Linked DNA regions of Mus musculus: region 1 is linked to region 2. A link is a loop called in an ENCODE intact Hi-C map of the cell type or tissue named here. Cell type or tissue: left cerebral cortex. All regions are shown on one strand. Each heading gives the region's core, and the rest is flanking DNA. Links, peaks and the distances in the headings are about the cores only.

The links. A loop is a pair of places that touch in the nucleus more often than their neighbours do. Peaks named below come from ENCODE experiments on the same cell type or tissue, not always from the same donor. Only the 100,000 strongest peaks of a DNase experiment are listed, where the experiment ranks them.
Region 1: it touches region 2 in a loop (2.5-fold over the local background); 1 of 42 quality-filtered maps calls a loop at or near these places.

The regions. Positions count from the first base shown.
Region 1 is chr2:76,567,126-76,578,512 of GRCm38, reverse strand. It overlaps Osbpl6 (oxysterol binding protein-like 6), which reads right to left. Exons shown (of 27, transcript NM_001290733.1): 15 at 10,271-10,404; 16 at 1,394-1,501. Among named protein-coding and RNA genes, the nearest start is that of Prkra, 75 kb to the left of the region's middle. In left cerebral cortex, for the core only: no CTCF peak of the experiment used is centred there; no DNase peak of the experiment used is centred there.
Region 2 is chr2:76,400,455-76,411,841 of GRCm38, reverse strand. Osbpl6 (oxysterol binding protein-like 6) reads right to left here and starts at 5,334. Exons shown (of 27, transcript NM_001290733.1): 1 at 5,153-5,334. It overlaps Gm52557 (a long non-coding RNA gene), which reads left to right. Exons shown (of 3, transcript XR_003954042.1): 3 at 1-1,015. In left cerebral cortex, for the core only: a CTCF peak has its summit at 5,328; DNase peaks (open chromatin) are centred at 5,825, 6,218, 6,422, 6,813 and 3 more places; H3K4me3 peaks cover 2,583 bases; H3K27ac peaks cover 1,651 bases.

The sequences.
Region 1 (11,387 bases), core at 2,065-10,064, 170 kb before region 2:
CCATTACAGATGGTTGTGAGCCACCATGTGGTTACTGGGAATTGAACTCAGGACCTCTGGAAGAGCAGTCGGTGCTCTTAACCGCCGAGCCATTCAGCCCCAGAAATTTTTTTTTTTTTAAAGAATATACTATATATACCAATTCACTTTTCAGGTTGAAGAGTCCAATTAAGGATTATAGAGTAATTTTTAAATTTTCATTTATTTACTGGGTGTACATATGGAGCACACACACGTGTGCATAGTGGGAGGGTCTGAGGACAACCTACAGCAATCTACTCTTCCTTCCACTCTGTGGCTCCCCAGAGACTGGACTCGGGTCATCAGGCTTGGTGGCAGGTGCCTTCCTTGACTTGTTGAGTCACCTTGCCGGCTCTAAATGCTTTTAAAGCGGTACATTTTAGAAGTATTCCTAGACTCTGAGCCACTGAGTGTATAAAGTGTGATTTGAGTTCAGCGGGACCCTAAAGATGAATGGGAATAGATGGGCAACTTAAGCCAAAGGTAAGATGCCTTGGGATATATCAAGCAGAACACTGAGAGTGACTTAGCATAAAAGACATGGCTTTTGTGCAAATATGACCTGAGCGTTAGTTTACACTCGTTAGCATTAGTTTTTGTTAGATGCATCGCTGAGTGCAAAGCTCATGAGCATTAAATAGTAATTTGACAAAAGCTCATGTGCATTTTAGCCTGCATCCTTTATGTTTTTCTATTTTCATGCCATTTCTTCACTATAAAAGAAAAATACAATAGGACTATGGAGGGTTGCTGAAAGTGACTTACGACAGCGCAGTGTGAACTGCTCAGTGCACTTGACACCCTTTAGCCAAACCCAGGGCCTCTGTTGGCTAGACAGGCAGCTTACCACTGAGCTACACTTCCAGTCGCTGCTGGCTTTCATTGCCTGAGTCGTCTGTCATGAAGGACCCTAGCAGCACCCTTGGCTGTGCTTTTAGCAAGAGCAGGTAGCTTCTTCCCCAACACAACTCCCTTCAAAGAAACCTTTAAGCCATTTTCTTATTTAACAATTTCTCAGCTAAAATGTTTTTTCAAAATTCCATCAGACATTTGTTGATAACGAACATGTTAAATGAAGGAGGGGAAAGATACAGAAGATTAATGAGCTGGGATATATATATATGTATATATATATATTATTTGGCGATAACAGGTGAACATAGAAATAAATAAGAGAGACAATGACCACTAAGAATAAAAGCTATCAAGTTCACCTACGTCTTTTTACTTCAGACTCCTGAGCTGTCTCTAACACAAATGTTCACGCAGAGAATATTATTAACAGAAAATAACTGTTTAAAATAGGAGAATATATGCAGTGATTTAGATGCCATAGAAAGGGTATTCTATGTCCACTAATAACGAGCCTTACCTCATCGGGGCTAGGGATAATATTTACACTGACAACGTGATCACAAATGGTAGACTCTGAGTGTATTCTGTTCAGCCGACTCCGGAGCTCAGCGTTCTGGTTAAGTGCCTTAAAGTAACAAAAACTGCAACTGTAACTGCACATTAATAAGCAAGTGTTACGAACAAACACAAGGGACAACTTGAGACAGCAAATTCTGAGATATTCTCTGATTCTGGGGGTCTTACCATGCACTGGACCATGTAAGTTAAGAAGGAAATAAATGGCTCAGAGTTATGACATTAATTTTTTGTAATGTAAGACCACTATTTAAATAGGTTAGTAAACCGAAATAGTTAATGGGCTTCATAAAAATGATACATGGATTTTTTTTTCTCCTCGTTAAAGGCATATCCATTATATCCAACACCAGTCTACCACCACATATATATTACTTTGTGCAGTCTGGAATGATATGATTATATATGATATATTATATATAACATATATGATAACATATAATATATTATATATTATATATGATAGTATATAATATATGATAATATGATATAATTCTTTTATATTTTCATTTTGTGCTACTCTCTAAAGTTTAGGATTCATTCCAAAGTCATCATCTTACAAATATTTGGGATAATTAATGAACTGGCTTAAGTGTAGAGAATTATCTTTCAGTCTGATGAAAGGAAATGGCTGTTTTTATTTTTTCTAGGAGCTCATAATTAATCCTCTTGGCAGTACAGTGGAACCAACAAAAGCAACCTAAGAGGTACTTTGGCCAAACAGTACGGACACAGAACATAAGTCCAACAGCAGCCAACTCAGAGTTTCAGTCCATCACAGTACTTTGAACACACCAGCAATTGGCATCTGTAAAACACAGTTTACACAGTCTCCCACATGCAGCAACTGTGCCTGATGCAAGAACAGAACAGCCTCACAAAAGCACACCCTTCTCGGGTTCCTGTGCATGAAGCTCAAAGTCCCTTCTGCACTTTGTGGTCCATTTCCGTGTCAGGATTCAGTTCACTAGAATTTTTATCAAGCTTTAGGTAGGATGGCTCTGTGAGGACAAGGCCTATGTAAGAATGGTCAACCTCCTTCCTTCCTGTTAAAAGTGGGAATTTCTAGATGGACATAGGTGTCTTAAGAGTAGACAATATATGCCAGGGTTTACTAAGGGGCACCTGCCAGCTTCTGTTTAAAGCCTTTAGAACAAGTTTGCATGATACATTAAGCAACACATTGGGTCCGATATGACAAGCATGAGTAGTTTGAAGGTGAATACTAATCCAGCAGCATTGCATGCAGGGAGAGGAGGAAATGTCTGGTTATCTTAGAAACCATGGACAAACTAAGCAAGAGATGTGTATAAGTAAGACATGTACCTCAAAGGAAAAATTCTAATAGCCAGTCATTCGTATAAGTGCTTAGGTCATTTTTAAAAAGTATTTATAAGTTTACTTAACGTATATGAGTTCTCTATATGAACATATGTCTGCGTGACAGATGAGGGCATCATATAGAAGAGAACACCAGATCACATTATACATGGTTATGAGCCACCCTGTGGGTGCTGGGATTTGAACTCAGGACCTCTGTAAGAGCAGCCAGTACTCTTAACTGATGAGCCATCTCTTTATCCCCCTCAAGTCATTTTTAATAGGAGCAAAATCCCACTTACGATTTTGAAAGAAAAAAAAATGGTTGCTTCAAGCTAATCCTTGTGGCTAGCTTACTTGTTATCTAGGTGGTCATTTACTTTGCCCATAAGTACCCACAGTTACTGAAATATTCAGGCCAAATCTACCTTGCCACATGTACATGGGAGGGCTCTGGTAAAGCATTTGATGAGCTGATTGGCAGAGACAGTCTTGACCTGAGGCTTTCAAATAAATCTTGACCATCCATTCTTTTTAAAATGACCACACCTTCTGTTGACACTGGAACAGGTTCATGGACCAACACCCATGAAATCACAAGAGTAGGCAATGCTCTTCTTCAGGGAAGGAATGTTATAAAACACATGTTTTCTATTAATAAGGCATGTTGTGCAACCTCTTACTCTGAGTATTGAAAAATCCCAAAAGCTCACTGAAACTCTCAGCCAGTTTTCACTAAATGTGATCCGACCTACAGACATGAAAGGGGCATGCGGGAAAGCCTTAAGCAGTAAACCAGTAGCAAGTGAACTAAACAAGCCTTTAAAATTGTTTGTATATTTTTTAATGTGAAGATAACCGTTTCTTTTTCTGGCATGTAAGGGTAAAAGTTCTGAAAGTGGGAAGACGAGTTTTTCTTGATTTTAAGACCAAGTAGGTAAGACATGTAAGCTATGGGGGGCCTGAATCCCTCTCTCCACTTTATTTCTCTTTTGAGATATAGCCCATGCCACTTTAAAACTTGGAATCCTCCTGCCTCAGCCTCCCGAGTTCCTGGGATTACAGACTTGTGCTACTGTGTCCTGTCTATAAGGCTATGTCTCCTTTTATTTACAAAGTAAGGCAGTTGTCGTGGGTAACTTTTTTTTTTTTTTTTTTTTTTTTTTTTGGTTTTTCAAGACATGGTTTCTCTGTATAGCCCTGGCTGTCCTGGAACTCACTCTGTAGACCAGGCTGGCCTCGAACTCAGAAATCTGCCTGCCTCTGCCTCTCAAGAGCTGGGATTAAAGGCGTGCGTCACCACGCCCGGCTTTGTCGTGGGTAACTTCTGATGCTCATTTCAAATTTGACTAGAATGTCAAGTTGAGATCTTACACAGTGCTCCTTGGTCAACAGTCTGAAGAACAACTGCACACCTCCGAGAGTGTCAAGTAATTCTGAACCTGAGGGTTTTCTGGTGTTTACATTTGCAAGGAAGGGACTTTGTATACTTCTAAGGGCCGACCCAGGGCATATGGCTGCCTACCAGGAAAATGACCAGGGTGTTTTCCCATTGTGTGTAGCTTATTTAGACATTTATTGGGCTGGTCTGGAAAGAGATGTTTTCAACACACATCTTTAATTTTCTTAGTGTTAAACCCCTGTTTTCTCCTCAATTATGTGGCAAACAGGTATCATCACAATAAAAGAATCATCTTAAGTGCGTTCTTTACTGACAAAGGTTCTTAATTCTGGTTTGTTTTGTTTTTTACTTTTAAGTTTTCCAAATTTCAAAAGTAAAATTTCCGAAATTATTGCTAATAGTTCAGATCAAGAATCTGCGCTAATTGACATGGTGAATAATTGCAATTGATTGCCAATATGTTGACACTAAGGGAAAGGAAGCAAGCTTTATTTTATTTTTAAGCATAGCACAACAAATTTTAGTCATCCAAAATGTCAAAGTTGTAACAAACCCAGAACTGAACCTAAACTAAATCCTACTTCTATTTCTTTCTTTCTTTCTTTCTTTCTTTCTTTCTTTCTTTCTTTCTTTCTTTCTTTTTTTTTTTTTTTTTTTTTTTTGGTTTTTCGAGACAGGGTTTCTCTGTATAGCCCTGGCTGCCCTGGAACTCACTTTGTAAACCAGGCTGGCCTCGTACTCAGAAATCCTCCTGCCTCTGCCTCCAAGTGCTGGGATTAAAGGCGTGCGCCACTACTGCCCAGCTCCTACTTCTATTTCAAACAGATATCACCTACACGACATTCAGAGCAAATATTGGAAAGAAATGACTTCTTTGATAATATATATTCAGTGGTAGATACAAGACATGTTATAGAACACAAAGGGAGTAGATATAAGTCACTCCAACTCCGGTAACCTCAAGCCAGCAACCAGGCATGCATCAGCCCGTTTCAGCAATCTTCCTCAGGCTGGCTCCTCCTTTTGCCTTGATGATCAGTATGCTTGTGAAATTTGCTGCAGCCAAGTGTGTGAAAGCTGGGCACAGTGTTTCTCAGCAGGGACATACCTTTTCTAATGGTATCGTGGAAACGGAAGCTACTGAGGAACAGAGGTACTGAGAGAGCAACAGCCATGGGAGTGATACTCATGTGAAAGAGCCCAGGAGAGGGTACAAAATAATGTAGGAAATGTGCTCAAGGAGAGTGAACAAAGCAAGGGAAAAGGAGGCAGATCCCAGCCACGGGTGCCAGCCACTGAGCAAGAGAAACCACAGACGCCTGCCTGGAAGAGGACCGCTTTGTCTTGTACATAGGGGCCAAGGCCAGCAGGAAGAAGCACTGGCACGAGCACTAAGCTGTGCCTAGAGTTCTTCACTGAGCAGTCATACAGGGATCCTCTGCACCGCCCGGTGAGCCTGGACTGTGTGGACGGCCCCACAGACCATGCCCATCCCCCTTGCCTCCTGTTCCCAAATATACCAGGATCTAACACTTTTAGAAAAGCAGTTCCTGTTTGCTCTGTTCAAACAGCTACTATCTGAAGTTCCGAAGCGCAAGCAATCCTTATGTCCCAACATCTTCAGACAACAGATGGAAAGTCAACTGTGAGTGTGTGTGAGCTGTGTAGACTCAGGGAGACACTGTGGAATTGTGGGTTCTGGGAAAGAAACATGGTTGCCTGAGTTGGAAAAGGATTAATAACAGTGGGCAAGAATTTTCATACAATCAAATCCTTTGAGTAATGGTAAAGCCGGTTCAAAAGAATGAAAAAATTGATGCAAAAACTGCCAAAACTCAAACCCTGGGCAAATATCCTCGTTCTGTTTTGTTTGTTTGTTTTAATTTAAAAATACTGTTATATTTAGAAAACGAAAAAGAGTATAAAATATATTTTAAAATTCATACAATATTACCTAACTGTTGTTACCACTGAGTCAATCTTTCTAGCATTTTCTCTGCTGTGCTCCTTTTATATTGTTTCCCAGGTGCGTGCCTTGCACTCTGCATCTGCACTTTATTCAATAGCCATAAACACAGGCATCAGCCCCTTTAGAAACATGATTTAAACAGCTGCTCAGTAAACAATGGTTTCATATTATCAGACACATAGTTACTAAGTGTTATTATAATAAATACATTGTGATACCTGCATAGACCCACAGAGACAATGAAACTTAACATGTAGCTAAAAAAATATAAAGGATCTATAAAAAAACATCTTCATACCCCCTAAATTTGACAGAGTCCCAGGGAACTGTAGAATTCAGAGACAAATAAATACACTTGGAATTCCTCTCCTATCACAAACTATTTATTTACAGTAATGTGTAATGTTGTGGACAGGAAAAATGGCAGATACTACTGCTGGGGTTTTAAATTACACCATCATGTGTGCCTTGAGCAAACATTTGGCTTATAGTCTCGTTCTCAAAATATTTCCATAATTCTAAATGCACATTTCCCCTCAGCACACACCTCTGAAGCTCGCTGTCAGTTCAACTCACAGGAATGGTCCCTCCCCCCTTCTCAGCAATGCACAAAAATAATGACTTGCGTAATGCCTGTGGCTTGTCGACTCAGTGAAATGCAGTGGTTGCAGCTGCAGTCGATGGTCCTATGCTGTTGCTCACGTGTGTGCAGCTCCAATTCACACTATAGTCAACACAAGCTGTGTACAAATTCGGTGGTGAGAAACCCAGCCGGCAACAGCAGCAGAGCATACTGTTCTGCAGACGGACTCACTCGGACCCTGCCCGATACATGACCGACTGCTCCGTTAATCGGGAGTGCCAAAGCAGCCTTAGTTTTATAATATGCTGTGGTTTGATTTTAGTGGCCATAAAATGAGGGCTGACGTTAAGTAAGTAAGAGCATCTACAAGGGACAGACGCCAAAGAAAACATCCTGTCCTACACACGTTAAGTCTTAACATCTCTGCTTGTCATGGGTCTGAAAGGTCGTTTCTCAAGGGGTAAAAAGTAGAAAGATTACGTTGTGTTTGTGCCCGGAGAGATGAGGGGAGAGGAATTTATTAGTCTCTCCAGCCTTGCAAGTTTCTACTTACTCGAGGCAGGTAACAATGTATGCCAGGCACGTAGTGAGGCGTGCCCATCTCACCGCCTTCAGATGCCAGGCACCTGTTGAAGGGTGCTGGAGCTGGTTCAGTTGATATGATAAATACTGAGAGGCTTTATAAAAATGCTGCATTGTCGTCATTACGACTCTGTTGAGCATGTCAAATGTTCAGCTGTCAGCCAAGCCATGTTGATCCCATAGCATCTCGCAAACTCAGTCCTTCCTCCATCTCTTTGGCTTGGGAATATTATCTCACATATATAAGACAGTCTAAAATAATGAATCTGACCAATTGCTTTTTGTCTTCATCTCATCCATTTCCACACTACTATACCTGACTAATATTTCTAATATATACAGAATGCCATAATAATGTCCACTTCTGGTAGCTACATTTCTTTAAGCCTTCCTCATCACTGAGAGCATAAGTGTATTCCTTTGTGTAGTCAGCAATGGGCTGGTTATCATCTAATGTCCAGCCAGGGAAGAATTTCTCCACCAATTCTCTGGACCCCTCTATAGTGTTCAAAGCATCGGCATCCCTTCACTACAGAAGAGTAAACTGTGCCTAAGCAAAGGCTGTGGTTTCTAAAGCAGACTCCCACCTCGGCAGTGACTGCAATGTAGCCAGTGAGCGCTTGGCTGGCTCACATGGGGATACGCATGGACATGATACTCTTAGTGTAGGCAGGAGCCATGATACACACGTGTAAGCATGGGACTCTCCAGTGGCTCATGGGCAACAGTCTTAACAGGCCCACATTATTTTCAAATCTTTTGAGTCCTTGAGTGGGGAAGAAAATTTGAACCCCAAACCAAACAACCCAAGGAAAATCTCCTGAGGCTCTGACTTAAGATGCAAAGAAGTCTCTCTCAGGAGGGAAACTGTACATGCTTTGTGTAATTCCCAGCGGGCTGTACTTTAACTCAGTGGGAGTCCTTTAACTCAAAGGGTGCACGCCTTTGATGTAGTTGACACCCTTGCTGTATTTCCCTCCTTCACTTTAGTGTGGGATCCTTCTTCATTCCCTCAGAGCACTCCCCCGAGGGAGTGTGCTGTGCTTGCCCCACACTGGCCTTTTGCTTTTCAACTACCAAAGTCCCACAGAGCCCTGCTGTGAATGGAACTCTTTAACTCTTTCCTGGGTGGACAGAGCTCATCTTAACAACAAGATCATGAGCTTCTGGGGAACCAGGTCTATGATATTCCACATCTTGCATAATAATATCTAGTCATTTACATGCATGCACGAATGAAGCAAATGGTTTTCTATCCCTGTGACCTCTCTTCCTAGTCATTTATTTCTAGATTCAGCCAAAGCTAAATCCTAGATCTCTATTTTTTGGACAGGGTTTCATGAATCCCAGGCTGGCCTTGAACTCACTATGTAGCCATGGAAGGCCTTGAGCACCAGATCTTCCTGCCTCCCCACCCTAAGCACTGACATCATAGAGCAGGTGAGATTGCCCAGTTTTCTGTGGTGCTAGGGGTTGGAATTAGGGCTTTGTGCATGTTAGGCAAGGATTTGATCAGCCTAGCCATATCCCCAGACCTCCAGCCCATGCTCGATCTTAACGAGATGCGGAAGAAAGCAAGCAAGCAGCAAGCAAGAAGCAAATCTTGTTTTTGTCAGTATATGCTCAGTTCCTACCACTGGCTTCCAACATCAAATACACTAAAGAAATACCGCAACACTTCGGGGTTTAGGGTGTGTTTTGTATGTCTTCAAGATGACACCTACATGTTTGTCTGACTACGATTTCGATCTTTCTGCTTCATGGTGCATTCACAACAGTGACTCAGAAGATCAATTAGTATCAACAGAGCATGGGACAGATTCATTGACATGAGCAGATGCCAGAACCTTGGCAAGGTTATGAGTGAAGTTCTCTACCAGCTGCCGGGCAGGTGCTGTGCTGATGCCAGGCAGGTGCTGTGCTGACGCTTATGCTCCTGAGGCCCTGACTTGGCCCTGGAGGCAGCGCATGTACCTTAGCTGATAGCTCTATGTGGGGCTGGGGACGCGTAGCCTAGACACTGGCACTGCATTACGGGAGACTAAATACTGAAAACACTGACAGATCAGGTACAGAACCACACCGACGGAAGGTCACATCTCATCGTTAAGGACTACAGGCAGATTCAAGCAGGACCCCATCCATACGGAGAACCACTTACCCAGGATTTGCCGGCTCCTTCACTCTGATCCAAGGCACCAGAAAGTGAACAATATTGTATATAAACACTGAGTTCTCACACACGGAAAAAAAATTACATCACAGCATTGCATGCTCAAAGGAATCAAACCGAGTGCATTTAAGGACTGACTGGAGAAGATGCTCATTATAGAGGAAGAAGTGTGCGGCTTTCAAGAATTGATAACCAAAACCTCAACTCTGAGGTATACAGGGGTGCGTTAGCTATTAGTAAGATGAAATATGACCTATACTAAAATATAAACGTCTAACTCAGGGAGCATAATGGACAGAAGAGAACCCCAGGTGTGCAAATCATAAAAGAAACAGGTTTGTAGTAATATGTAACTTTCAACAGATTAAAGTCTAAGTGGGAAAACACAAAGTGTGGAAGACTCAGTAGATTTTGTTTTATTAACCATTGGATTGAATATATTCTGGAATATTCCTTAAACATGTAAATCATGTATAAATGCTTGTAGGTTTCCTTTTCTTTTAAATCAGGGGCTGACAAATGACCCCAGACATTAATTCAAGTAGTCTAAAAAACAATTACATATACTCAGCAATTTCTGCTCCTTTTTACCTTACCTCGACATTTTTAGAGGAGAAAACTAATAAAATTCAAGACTGACTCTGCAATGTCTTGGGAGAATGTCAGAGGAACACGCCACCCTCCCCCACACTTCCCCACCCCCACCCCCTGAAACGGTGGCCTCCACGCTCCCTCACCCTTTGCCTAGAATCTTTTGTTGGCCATGCATACAAAACCGCTTGGGTTTACCTGTGACAGTGACTGCCGGAGTCTGGCCATCTGTGTGCTGTGGCCTTTGTTGTGATCTTGCTCCGAGACCACCTGCTTCAGCTTCTCCTTCTCTATAGCTATGCTGTTAAATGCAGACTTCAGAAGAGAATGCACTGTGTGGCGAGAGAGGTGAGAGACAAACACTCAACCCAGTAGAAGGACCATGCGGGATGCTAACCTCTGTGCATCCTAACTGATATCCAGACTTTTTTCTAGAAAGACTAGGTTATAGTCTAAAAAAATAAATAAATAAAAATCAGTCTGTGTAAAAGAAAAAAAAAACTAGCTTTAAATAGAATCTGAGCATTTATACCCAAAACAAATATGGCAATTGTAATTAATTAAAATGGAAATTGTTATATTTCATACCAGCTGAGCCAACACAGTTTGGAAGCAACATCCAAAATATCAACATCAATTCTTAACATCAATACTCAGAAATTAACTCGTATCTCTAGAGGGAAAAGAAAGCAGGTTTTGTTTGTCACGTTTGATGATAATATTTAGAGCCATTCTGTTAAAGTGCCAGGCGACTCAAGAGTTATTATAGTTATTTCCACGGAGTGCACACCTCCAAACAGAACATCTTATGGGTCTTGTCAACATAAACCAGTCAGTGGGACCCAGAAGTTCTGACTGGTTCCTTTGGAGTGGGAAATGATTTGGCTTTAAAAACAGCACCCGCATTGCTTTCTCAGCAATAAGTGTCTCTGTGTCAAAGGCTCTTGGACTGAAAAGCAACAGTAAAGACAGCACCTCTCCACTCATTTCCTACTTGGCTAACAACTTGGTACAATCGGAAGCAGTCTTGTGGTTTGAAGCCACAAAAGGTTGAATATGCATGTTTCAAAAGCAAGGGAAGTCTTCAAGTATAGGCATTTCCCTATTTGAAAAGGGTGACTTTTAGAGGTATGAACATCCGCACAGAAGAGTGGCCAGAACCAAGGGAGGTGACGGTGGGCGGAGTGGAATTGGGGAGGTGTCAGGGACCCAAGTAATTCAAGATCTCTTTCAGAGATGAGGCTGACAATTGGTTTTATTTTGCAGTGCTGAGAGGAACCCAGAGCCTGAGCAAGGGAGGAAGCCTAGTACTGAG
Region 2 (11,387 bases), core at 2,009-10,008:
AAGCATGGCAGACAAGGACTCTACCAACCCAGCTGCAGTCCTGACCCCCCCACCCCCACCCCCACCCCACCCCACCCCAGTACAGATCATGTTTAAATCCCTTTCGGCTTGAAAATCTATGAGCCAACTTACCATGAGTCATTCAAGCATCAACAAAAACATGACCATTTCTACTGCCTGAATATTTTCTTCATATATTTGAAAAAAAAAAAAACATCAAAAGGCACATGTTCTAGTTAGCTTTAACTGTCAGTGTGTATAAGTCTCAACTGAGGAACTACCTAGATCAGCCAACCTGTGTGAGAGTGTCTTGATTTTTAATTGATGGAAGAGGGCCCAGACCACTGCAGGCAGCACCATCCCTAGACAGATGGTCCTAGGCTGTATAAGAACAAGCTGGGCATAGTCTTGTGAGTGAGCTAGCATGCAGTGCTTCTCCATGTTCTCTGCTCCAAGCTCCTGCCTGAGTTCCTACTCTGACTTTCCTCTATGATGGACTGTGTGACTTGGAATTAGAACCCAAATGAACCCTTTCCTCCTGTAAGTTGTTTTTCATCCATGGTGCTTGTCACCTCACTATGCAGCCAAAACGACAATATGTACTACTATTCCTTATTAATAAAAACCTGAGCTAGGAGTGGCTCTAGCCCCATTATTCATACAGCGGAGACAGAGGATCTTGAGTCTGAGGTCAGCTTGGGCCACATAATTAGTTCAAGGCCAGCCTGAACTACATAGGGAGAATCTGTCAAAACAGAAATAGAGCAAAGGAACAAATAAAAAGTTCCTTGTCTCCAAAGGGGAGCACAGAGACTCTGTTAGAATGACAGAGCTAGAGAGGGCTGTACATTTATTTATCAAGGAGGTATAATGAGACAATAGAAGCCCATGTGCGTATGCTTGACAACATTCAATCAGAAACATTAGGAGAGCAAACCCAAAGGTCCCTATCCCTCAGGCCCACTACATTATCTGTGCCCTTGGAAAGTGACTGTTAGCATCCTTGCTCCAGGTAAGTGGTGGCTTAGAACCCAACCCTCACATTGCATACTGTGGATGATTTGCTCTTCCCACCTCATCCACCCCATCCTTCTCCTTCTCCTGCAAGCCCAGGACTCCCTCAACTCTGTAGCTCAATGCCGCCTTCCACATGGACACACTACTGTATCTTAATCAAGATGTTATTGGTTTATGTTCCATCCGTAAGTAAGCAATACAGATGAGTCTTCTGTACTGCTCCTCTGATGACGTCTCCGTACTCATTGAGATACATTGCAGGGGTCCATCCTTCAGTGCAGGATCCTCACCACCCCTGGGAGCGCCAAAGCCTATGTGTTCAAACAGAAGTTGATAGGAACTAACTCTGTAATTCACATCTGAAATCCACTGTAGCTTCTCCAGTTCCCTCACTTAGATATCTCAGACTCTTTCCTCTCTTCCTTACCTAAGATCACATCACAAGCCCTGGTTTGTCTTCTCAGTGATTTAAAATGAACTCTTCCTCATTTTCTCCAAACTTGAGAACTCTCGGATAACCAGGGTTCCTGCCTTGGATCTCTCTTCCTACCTTCTTTGTACCCATCATCCCCTGGACATCTGGAGTGATTTGTCTGTTGGGAAATTGCCAGTGCCTGCCTCCGCCATGGTCATACATTCCCTCAGTTCCAAGTAGCCCTCCTCCTCCCAGCATGACCATCCCTGCCCATGCTTCCTGCCAACATTCTTCACCAACTCTTGGCAATTCATGCTTCTACACAGGGGCAGCTTCTTGTCCTTCAAATGACACCTCTTGTGACAGCTCCAATGACCTTGTTTTCATTCTTTCCCTGAGAATTTTAAAATACCATCATTGGTTCCTTGCAAGATGCACTGTTTTTCTTTTCAAAAATACAACAATTATCTATACAAAACCCACCAGTCCTATGTAAGATCACTATGTGCAACTTATATCCACCTGTGGTCATCTCCCTGATCCACCTAAAAGACAACTGCACATTTTTTTTAACATTTATTTATTTGGGGACATACATGCCACAGCTTGAGTAGAGAGGTCAATAGACACCCTGTGGGAGCCAGTTCTTTCCTACCACCATATGGATTCCAGGGATCAAATTCAGGTCATCAGGTTTGCAACTGCCTTCACCTGCCGAGCCACCTGGCTGGCCCTATCCCAAGCTTCATGCTCACCACACTGCTTTTCTTAAAACAATAAAAATAAAAAGTGTATTTTAGAACATGTATGTTTAAAAAAATGTTTGCTTTTGTAGTTGCTTATCTGTGTCAGCTTGTTTCCTTGGCTCCCCTGAGTAAACTAAGACAACAGTCTTAGAAGACACAATGTGGCAATATTTAGTAACTCAAACACTCACAGAACTCTACAGTCCAGCAATTCGATCCCTTGGTATCTGCACCGGGAGAAATGTTTACACCTGTGCCTAAGGAAATATTTTTGCGATTTTTTTTTTTCAAAAGGAAGTGGCTGCGGCTGAGAACAGAGAAACACTGTTTGAGGACACAGATGGAATATTGTACAGCAATAGAAGTCAATTAGCTACTGCTACATACAACATGAGGATACAGTGATGAGTAAGGGAACTTAAAAAAAACACAGGAACAAAGGGATAGTGGTAAACTTTTTACTCTAAGATTTTTATTTGTTTTGGGGTTTTCTTTTTGGGTTTTTTTGGGGGGGGGTTAGGATTTTTTGTTTTGGCTCCCCTCCCCCCCAGACAGGGTTTCTCTGTATAGCCCTGGCTGTCCTGGAACTCACTTTGTAGACCAGGCTGGCCTCAAACTCAGAAATCTACCTGCCTCTGCCTCCCAAGTGCTGGGATTAAAGGCATGCGCCACCGAGGCCCAGCTAAGATTTTTAAAGTATAAATATGACTTAACTTTTACAGTAAACAAAAATTTTTCCTGCTTTCAACAATTTATACCTTGTCTTTCTTAAAGCAGTTATAACCTTACAAGGGCTGGCACATTCCACATCTCCCACAGAACCTAGACTAGTGTCTTCAACAAAGTAGGAACTTAATGAGGAATTACCAACTGAATGATCTCAGACTGCTAGTTAGCCAAGTATTGTAATAAAAGGAAACCTCTGTAGTCTTCTTGACTTCATGAGAGATCACATGAAGCTTTTGTCTACTTATAATTTACATAATCCATCTATAGGGCCACTACAGACCTCTCACCCAAAAGAACATTTAATCTTGGAAGGACTCTGTGTTTCTTACCAAAGTTAACTTAAATACAAGTAAAACTCACTTGAGGTTAAATAAAAGTAGAGAAACGACAGCATCTATTCATGATCCTCTGAAATTAGAACTACAGCTCTGTGAAACAGAACTTCAACATACTAGAACCAAGAGACATCTGATAAATCATTACAATTTGAAACAGAAGTCTGCCCCAAAGCAATCCTTCCACTGAATGTATAATTATCATTGACATAACAACTGAAAATCTGGACAAAACCAAGAATTTTTAAGGTTGGTAAAAGCAAAGGTTTTTAATTTCGAAATATCCTATTAACTTAAAAGATATTTTGGGTAAGATATATTAAATGAGGAAGCCAATAACAGGAGTAATATTCCACCAATCAGGGCCTTCCTTGTAACCCAATGAGGCATGCACATTCTCTGTAGGTGATTATAGCCGAGTTACACAGCATCTTCCCTTCGACCTTGGGAACCTGCTCGCTCCCAGAGTTACTGCTAGGTCTTCTGATTCATTTATTATGAGTCTTTGTACCTGCAATGCTGTAGCAAGCCCTAGATAGGAATATCAGCATCACAAACTCACAGTACTCAAAACTGTAGAAATGCTACCAAAGCAAATGGGGTGGGGGTGGAGAAGGAATATATAGATATGTATGCAAAAACTTAAAAGGAGGAAAACAAAGTTGAATAGTTTTAAGATGGAAGATTTAATTTTCCTTTGAAGTATACATTTCTTAAGTCTGTGACATAACTATTAATTAGTATGTATTTTAATATAAGAAAATATGTTCAAAATATTATTTTGTTAGGAGAAATTGCAATCGAATATATGACTTATTAAATCTTGCCGAAGGACTCCAAACTGGAAATTCTTTTTTTAAAAAAGCCTTATAGGACTTTCTGTCCAGAAGCGAGAAACAATTTGGCAACCCGGTGTTCCGTTTAGTTTCAGTCATTTGCTTCATGTCCATTATGTAATGCTTTCCCCAGCTTTTAGGTCTCTAGTTTCACCAACCTTTCAGGTAGATCACAGAATCGTCACAGAATCAGTATCTGGTCATAACTTTTAAAAGCAGCTTAAGACGTGGCTTACGGTGCGTCTGCAAACGGTAGAGGCTTTTAGAAATCTGCGGGTGTCATTCGTTCTCCGCAGCTTCCTCCCCAGGTTTCCCATCCCTCCTCCCCCAGCGTCCCCGGCGACTCGATCTGCGGGCAGCTCCAAGCTCGACGCAGGGGAAGCACGTCCTGACTGCAATGCAAACCCTGTCCCGGTCTGAACCGGAGAAGGGAGCTCGGGCGATGAGCGTGGACGCAGGCTGCAGGGAGGGCTGCAGGGACGCCAGCCGGGGGTAGCAAGGAGTGCTCGCGAGGACAGTCCGCAGTGCACGCGCACAACCAAACCCGATGCACAACTTGCCCGGCCACTGCCCGCGGCTCCCGGATTCCCTGAAAGGTGCAGCGTAGGCGTCAGCTCTCGTAGGCGCGGGCGCTCTCACCCGCACCGGTTCGGTTCTCCGCTGACAATTACATCAGTCCTCCCGGCCCCGACTTCCATTCCCAACCAGTCGGCCCTGGGGTGCGGGCATCGGGGATGAAGAACTGCCGCGGGGGGCGGAGAAGGGGGGCAGAGGGGAATGCGTGTAAAAGGAAGCCGGATTCCCCGGCAGCCGCGGGAAGGGAAGGCGGGCGGTGAGCGGGGACCGTGACACCGGTACCCCCTCCCACTCTGACCGCACCGGGGACCGATTTGGCCATCCTCGCTTCCGCGCTACCCAGCTGGGGTGCCTCTGGAGACAGCGATGCCTTGGGGGCCTGGGGCTGCGGCTGCCCACTCGGGTATCGCCAGGGTCCTCGGCCCTCTGGACGCGCACAATGCCCCCGGGCCGCGCGGCAAGCACCGCGTATCCACCCCGCGGCGGAGAGACACTTACCTGCAGGGCGAGCGGTAGGTCGCGGTGGGAGATGGCCCGTGCTATCTGCCCGGCGCGCAGGCTGGAGGAGGCTCCGGAGGCGCGGAGGACGGGCGCCGCCTGTGCCGAGCTGTGGTCTCCAGCGCGGACAGCGGCGGCCGCGCGGCGCCTCCAGTGGTCCTCCGCGCCGCAGCCCCTCCTCTCCCACGGGCGGGGCGCGCTGGCGGGGCGGCGCTCCGGGCTCCCCGCCCCCGGCTCCGGAACACCCGCCAGCCCCGATCGTTCCCGCGGGCTCCATGGTGTCCCGCTCTGCTCCCACCGCGCCCCCTTCGTGCGGGATCCAGCGCCCATCTGGTCCCTGCCTGGCGTCCACGGGAATCCGTGGGGTACCAAGATCAGTCATCCGAAAGACCCTGCCCGGGAGAGATAGGCCCCCCGCGTGTCCAGTCCTGCAGCGGCGGGAGCGCTGGGCTGGAAAAAAGAGGCCGGGAATGACTGCAGCGCTCCGGCCATGGAGCGGTGGGAGAGGGCTTCACCGGAGAACTGCAGCCTGGTGGCCTCCGCTCTGCGAGACCAAGCCCCTGGCCCTCGGCGCCCTTCGGAGGCCTCATTCAATAAATAAACAATATGTTTAGGCTTTCTGCCCTGCGAACTCTCAGTCCGGGAGAGACACTTGGACTGTGTGGAAGGAAGGACCAATGGCTTTAAAGTCCCTGGCAAAGCCCCGCAGTGTCCACGCAGCTTCCTTACACCCTTCCCACCCAGCAACTTCCATGCTAAAGCTATTCCTGGCATGCGTCCAAGACCAGATTGATCTAAAGGCAAATTTGCACGGAGGGAGGGGGGTACTTTAAATATTTGCACAGACGTTTCTTCTGTAAAGGGATAACTGAAGAATGTCCCTGTATCAAGACGTCTCTGTCATCAACAACTTCAAGGGGACAAATCTAGAGAACTGGGCCAAACAGGGACTCTTGGAGCGCTCTAGCTGTTTTGAATTGGGTGGAGGAAGGGGTTCCTTTAAAATCTGATGATCTGCCGCCTACTGAGATAGTCCTCATGGCATTTCCCAGTTGTCAGTGCTGATACAATGCTGGTGTGCTCTGACATAGCTCTGAGCATTCTTGCCTACATATCATTTCTCTTGAGTCTCCTTCTTACATGTGGGATTAACTTCTTCCATCTTGAATAAGGATCATCTTAAAATAACAAATGCTAGACCTTGTGACACATGGCAGTCTCACCCCAGTTTCCTCCCTGTGGAAACAGTCTCTACAAGGGAGCCATTATGTCGCTCAACTTCACTCTGTTATAGCTCCTTTTCCATCTGGGTCCCAGTGTGGCGGCAACTACTAAAACAGCTTTCACACACAAAAGTAGGCATACGTGAAAAATACCAGACAGTGAAAGGAGACCAGAGAACTCTTAGTCTTTATCTAAAAAAGGTCCTCTCAAAATTTTTCACATAACCCCTATTAGCAGAATCATAAACTACCCAGGGATATAGGAACTACCCAGACCCACACCTCACAATTTATTGTAAGAAAGCATGTATGCTTGCTATTCTCTTCCATAGCATTATTTGGAAGACAGATTTTGTACATCAGAGGGAAACATCTCCTCCTGCCTGTCTTACAGACAAATGGTCTAACGAAGATGTAATGGTGGGTGGATATCTGGGACAAATGGGTGGATTAAAGAGAGCTGGGTGTGTGTATAGAGCTGCATAGCAAAGACAGTTTCACCACTCTGGCTGTGTATCACAATATTTAGAAAACTCACCCTGGCAGAGATGTGTAAGTCGGAGTAACGGGCTTTTCCTTGTTCTCCAGCTATAGCAGTGTTTTTATTGCTCTGAAAAGTGCCAGGGGGGCAGCAGAGTTTTCTTTACATGTATATTCTTGTGAAAGCATAAGTCACAAGTCAGATGTTAGCTAAAAGGATCTCTGCTTCTGTAATCCATCCCTTTTATTTGTCTCAGAGAGGGACTTTTTCTGTGAAGAAAGATAAGGAGGCTCTTAAATGACCAGTGCTATTAATCCTATAATTCCATTACATGCAAATGAACTGAGCCGCATTTGAATAACCATAGTCCCACCATCAATTAATCTGCTCACACGTGCTCACACCTCTGCTTTCATTGCAGGTTTCTATCGGGTGCTATTTTGGCTGAGTTTACTTAAAAGGCTGAAATGCTTGCTAGTGCTTCACTGAAAGATGCAGTCCCAAGGCATCCTGTATGGAGAAGTGGTGAAGGGAAAGGCAAGCTGAGAGACAGACCAGATGTTTGACTAGTGAGTTATCTGGCCCTTCGGAATACACCAGAGAAAGAACTCCCGCAGCTTGTCATCAAAATGTTTGGGCTGGATTGTTCTTCGGACTACTTGGTGATGCTGAGAACTGTACTTCCTTGAATCTCCTTTCCTGTCTGTTCACAAGTCTATATCTGCCAGTAAGGGCAACAGTATAGAGTTGCCTGGTGTGTGAGGAACAAAGTAACAGAGCAGCCCTGTCAGCAGTCCCTCTATAACAGAAGGGTGTATGTGTGTGTGTGTGTGTGTGTGTGTGTGTGTGTGTGTGTGTGTGTCTGTGTGTGTGTGTCTGTGTGTCTGTGTGTCTGTGTGTCTGTGTGTGTGTGTGTGCTTCCCAGTTAGTTTGGACTCCCTTACCTGTGTCAAGGCTGGTCTCCCGTCCTTCCCCTCCCTCTTCAAAACTTCTTCATCTCCTCTAACAAATGCAAAGATGACTCCTTATGACAAATTCCCTATTACAGACGCCCCCATTGGTTCTGAATTCCCAAAGAACCCTGTTTACAAGGACCTGTACCCTGAGCTGGGCTGCCTCCATCTGAGGCAGGACAGGCACACAGGGAGCAGGTGTGGCAAATAGCTGCTGAGAAGCAAAGAGAAGGGGCGGGGCTCTAACTGTTATTGGAAGAATCCTGAGTTTCTCATTTTTAAGTTAAGAGACTTTACACTCTGCAACGGATTTATCAGGGCTAGTAAGAGGTGGGTAAAGAGATTTGCTACCAAGCCCGATGACCTGAATTGTTCCCTGAGACCCACGTAGTAAGAAAAAGACGAATATCTACAAGTTGGTCTCTGATCTACACACCCACACCTGGTGGCCATGCATGCACACAACCCCCGGGGGGAACCCTTTTGGGAAAAAAACCAAATATATGTAATTTTAAAAAGATGTGTTCTCTCTCTCTCTCTGTGTGTATCTCTGTGTGTCTGTGTGTATTTCTCTCTCTCTCTCTCTCTCTCTGAGTGTGTGTGTGTGTGTGTGTGTGTGTGTGTGTGTGAATGTGCCTGTGAGTGCAGGTGCCTACTGAGGCCAGAGGTATCAGATCCCCAGGAAGCTAGAGTTATAAGCAATTTTAAGACACCATAATGTGGGTGCAGGAACAGAGTTCAGGTCCTCTGCAAGAGCAGTGCACACTCCTCACTGCTGATCCATATCTCCAGCCCCCAAGAACCAAGCTCGTGAATTTCAATATCAAGGAGCAGAGTCAGAAAAGGGAAGGGCATCCTCTTGAGACACTGAGTTCTTCGAGGAAGGCTGCCCTGTTCCCTAGCGTGTTCAGGTGAGAAGAGTCTTTCTCTCGCCTTCCTTACAGCCTGCTTGGCAGATGTGGTGGTGGCTTTGCACGTATTCATAGAGCCCTCATCCCGAAATTGATGTAAAGCTTCCCCCCAATCTCATAGACTATTGAAGCCACTCTTCCCAAGAAGACTGTCGTCAAGAACCTGAGTTCTTGAGAAGTCAAACCTGGGAGTCTGCCCTACGTCCTTCACACCCACATTCTCATCATCTCCCCGAGTGGTTTGCCGATCCAGACCAGACAATACCACTGTCTCCATTTCAGAGTGAACCTTCTGTTCAGACAGCCTTCACTCAGTTTCAAAAAGGATAAAGAATTGAGTTTACACAAACAGATCAACTTGTCCTGCTGGAGGCAGGAGAGAGTGGTAGCTATTTGTTCCTTTATTTAATTCAGTAAATACATTCGAATGACGACTGGCCTGCATTAGTCACTGTTCTTGGGACTGAGCTATTGTAAGCAAGCAAGCAAAAAAAAAAAAAAAGCCCTTTTGCCCTGATGGAGTTTACCTTCTAACAGAGTGAGAGAACAAGCAACCTACTCAACAGATGAATAAACTATATACCAGAAACTCATAGGTGATACAGGATGTAAAGCATATTAACAGGGATGGGAAAGGATTGTCAAATAGCCAATAAATAAAATAATGAACCAGGGCTTCACCGAGAAGGTGACAATTGAACACAGGCATGACAAAGATGAGGAGGGTCACCTGGAGGTCTCCACTTCCATCCCACTCTACACTGTAGATGTACGTGCCTGGTACGTGTCCAGCAAGGGGAAGACCAACCAGCGTGCCTGGCACAGTGGATGAAGGAATATATAATAGGCCAGATCCCAAAGGGCCTGAAAGCCACGCCCCTAGCTGCTGTGTTGAAATAGACTCTACAGGAGCATGAGTGGGATCAGCCAGAGGGATCTTTTGTTTAGTCCAGGAATCAAGGTGCTGTGGGGCCAGCTAGGTGACTATGATAAAGAGAAATAGAATAACAATGCACTATACAGGAGTAGCCACCTTGCTTTTTTCTGGTGGGCTATATCCTGATAGATTAGCTGACACTGGTATTTGAATGACTTATGAATGAGACTTAATTTCATTACATTAGGGTAAGGAAAAACTCCCCTGGTCAAGTATATAGAATCTCTGGCCTGGATGGAGGACTGGCATCCCTGCTGAGTCAGGTCAATCACTTTGGCTAAGGGACTCAAAGGAGGACTGATCTTAAGCCATGCAATAGAGGTAGGAGGAATAACCAGTGTTCTAATGAGACACTTAACTTTTCCTCCACAGACTCTTCACCCCTCGTGCAGTACCTAATTGGTTGGCCACAGCTTTGTAAGTCTTCTGGCTTTTTTGAATGGTTTCTTCTTTCCATCCCTCTTCTAGGCATGCTTTCCTTAATGTTTTAGGTTTGCCCGATATTTTGGGGCCTCCTAACTCTCTAAAGCTTCCTTCCCTGCAATATTGCTGCTTGTTGGACATGTGACTCACCTCCTCTATGTCAGCTGATGTGGCTTGCCCCACCCTGTATCTCTCTCCTCCATTCTACAGAGAGCTGCTGAGAGTCACATCTGTCCTGTCTGGGGATATCTTTTAAACTCTAATAAAATTGTTACTGAACATCTAGTTGAGCCCATTAATGAGACCAAGGACCCTAAGAGGGGACCCAAGTTTCCTTCATATCATCTGATGATCCAGATAGGAACCCCCAAATTCCAATAGCAATTATATTATTCACTAGGTGAGGTTAAGAAAAGAGCCATAGGGCCTTCTACTTCCTGTGCGGGTAGCACTAGCTGCTGCTGCTGAGGGTGGCTATTACACAGTTCTGTACCTTAGGCTTTCACACACAAACACACACACACACACAAGGGCGTGCAGCAGAGAGAGAGAGAGAGAGAGAGAGAGAGAGAGAGAGAGAGAGATATTTGAAGGAAATCAATCACATGTATCCACGTGCTTCCCTGGAGGCTTTTTGTTTTGTTTTGTTTTGTTTTGTTTTTTGTTTTGTTTTGTTTTTGTTTTTTTCGAGACAGGGTTTCTCTGTGTAGCAGCCCTGACTGTCCTGGAACTCACTCTGTAGACCAGGCTGGCCTCGAACTCAGAAATTCGCCTGCCTTTGCCTCCCAAGTGCTGGGATTAAAGGCGTGCACCACCATGCCCGGCTTCCCTGAAGTCTTAGTCAGTGAAAACTTACAGCATCCTCCCTCAGCCAGATTCTCCTTTTCCTTGTTATTGTATCAAGCCCACTTTCCTCTAGATAAGCTAAAAGAATAAGAACTCAGCCTGCTTTTTCTTTGTTTCTTGAGAACGAGCCTTGCTGTGAGGCCCCCAGAATAGGCAGAAAACTCTCACAGCTCCCTCCTCTACTTGCCAAGTGCTGTTTGGTTTGGGGCTGGAACCCAAGGTCTTGCTCTTGGCTCCATCACTGAATCCATTCTGAGTCTTGAGAACTCAACAGGTCTTGGTCTACAGTGGTGCTGTGGATTTGAAATTTCTCTTGAGCACTTTAGAATAACAATAAATGCTGTAAACCTGAGGCAAGTCACTACCTCTTTCTGGTTGACTTTGAAGGATTATCTCCCAGTCTTTGTCTGCACAGCAGTCATTATTACTACAAGAAGGAGAGGGCCAGGCCTTGTTGGGTA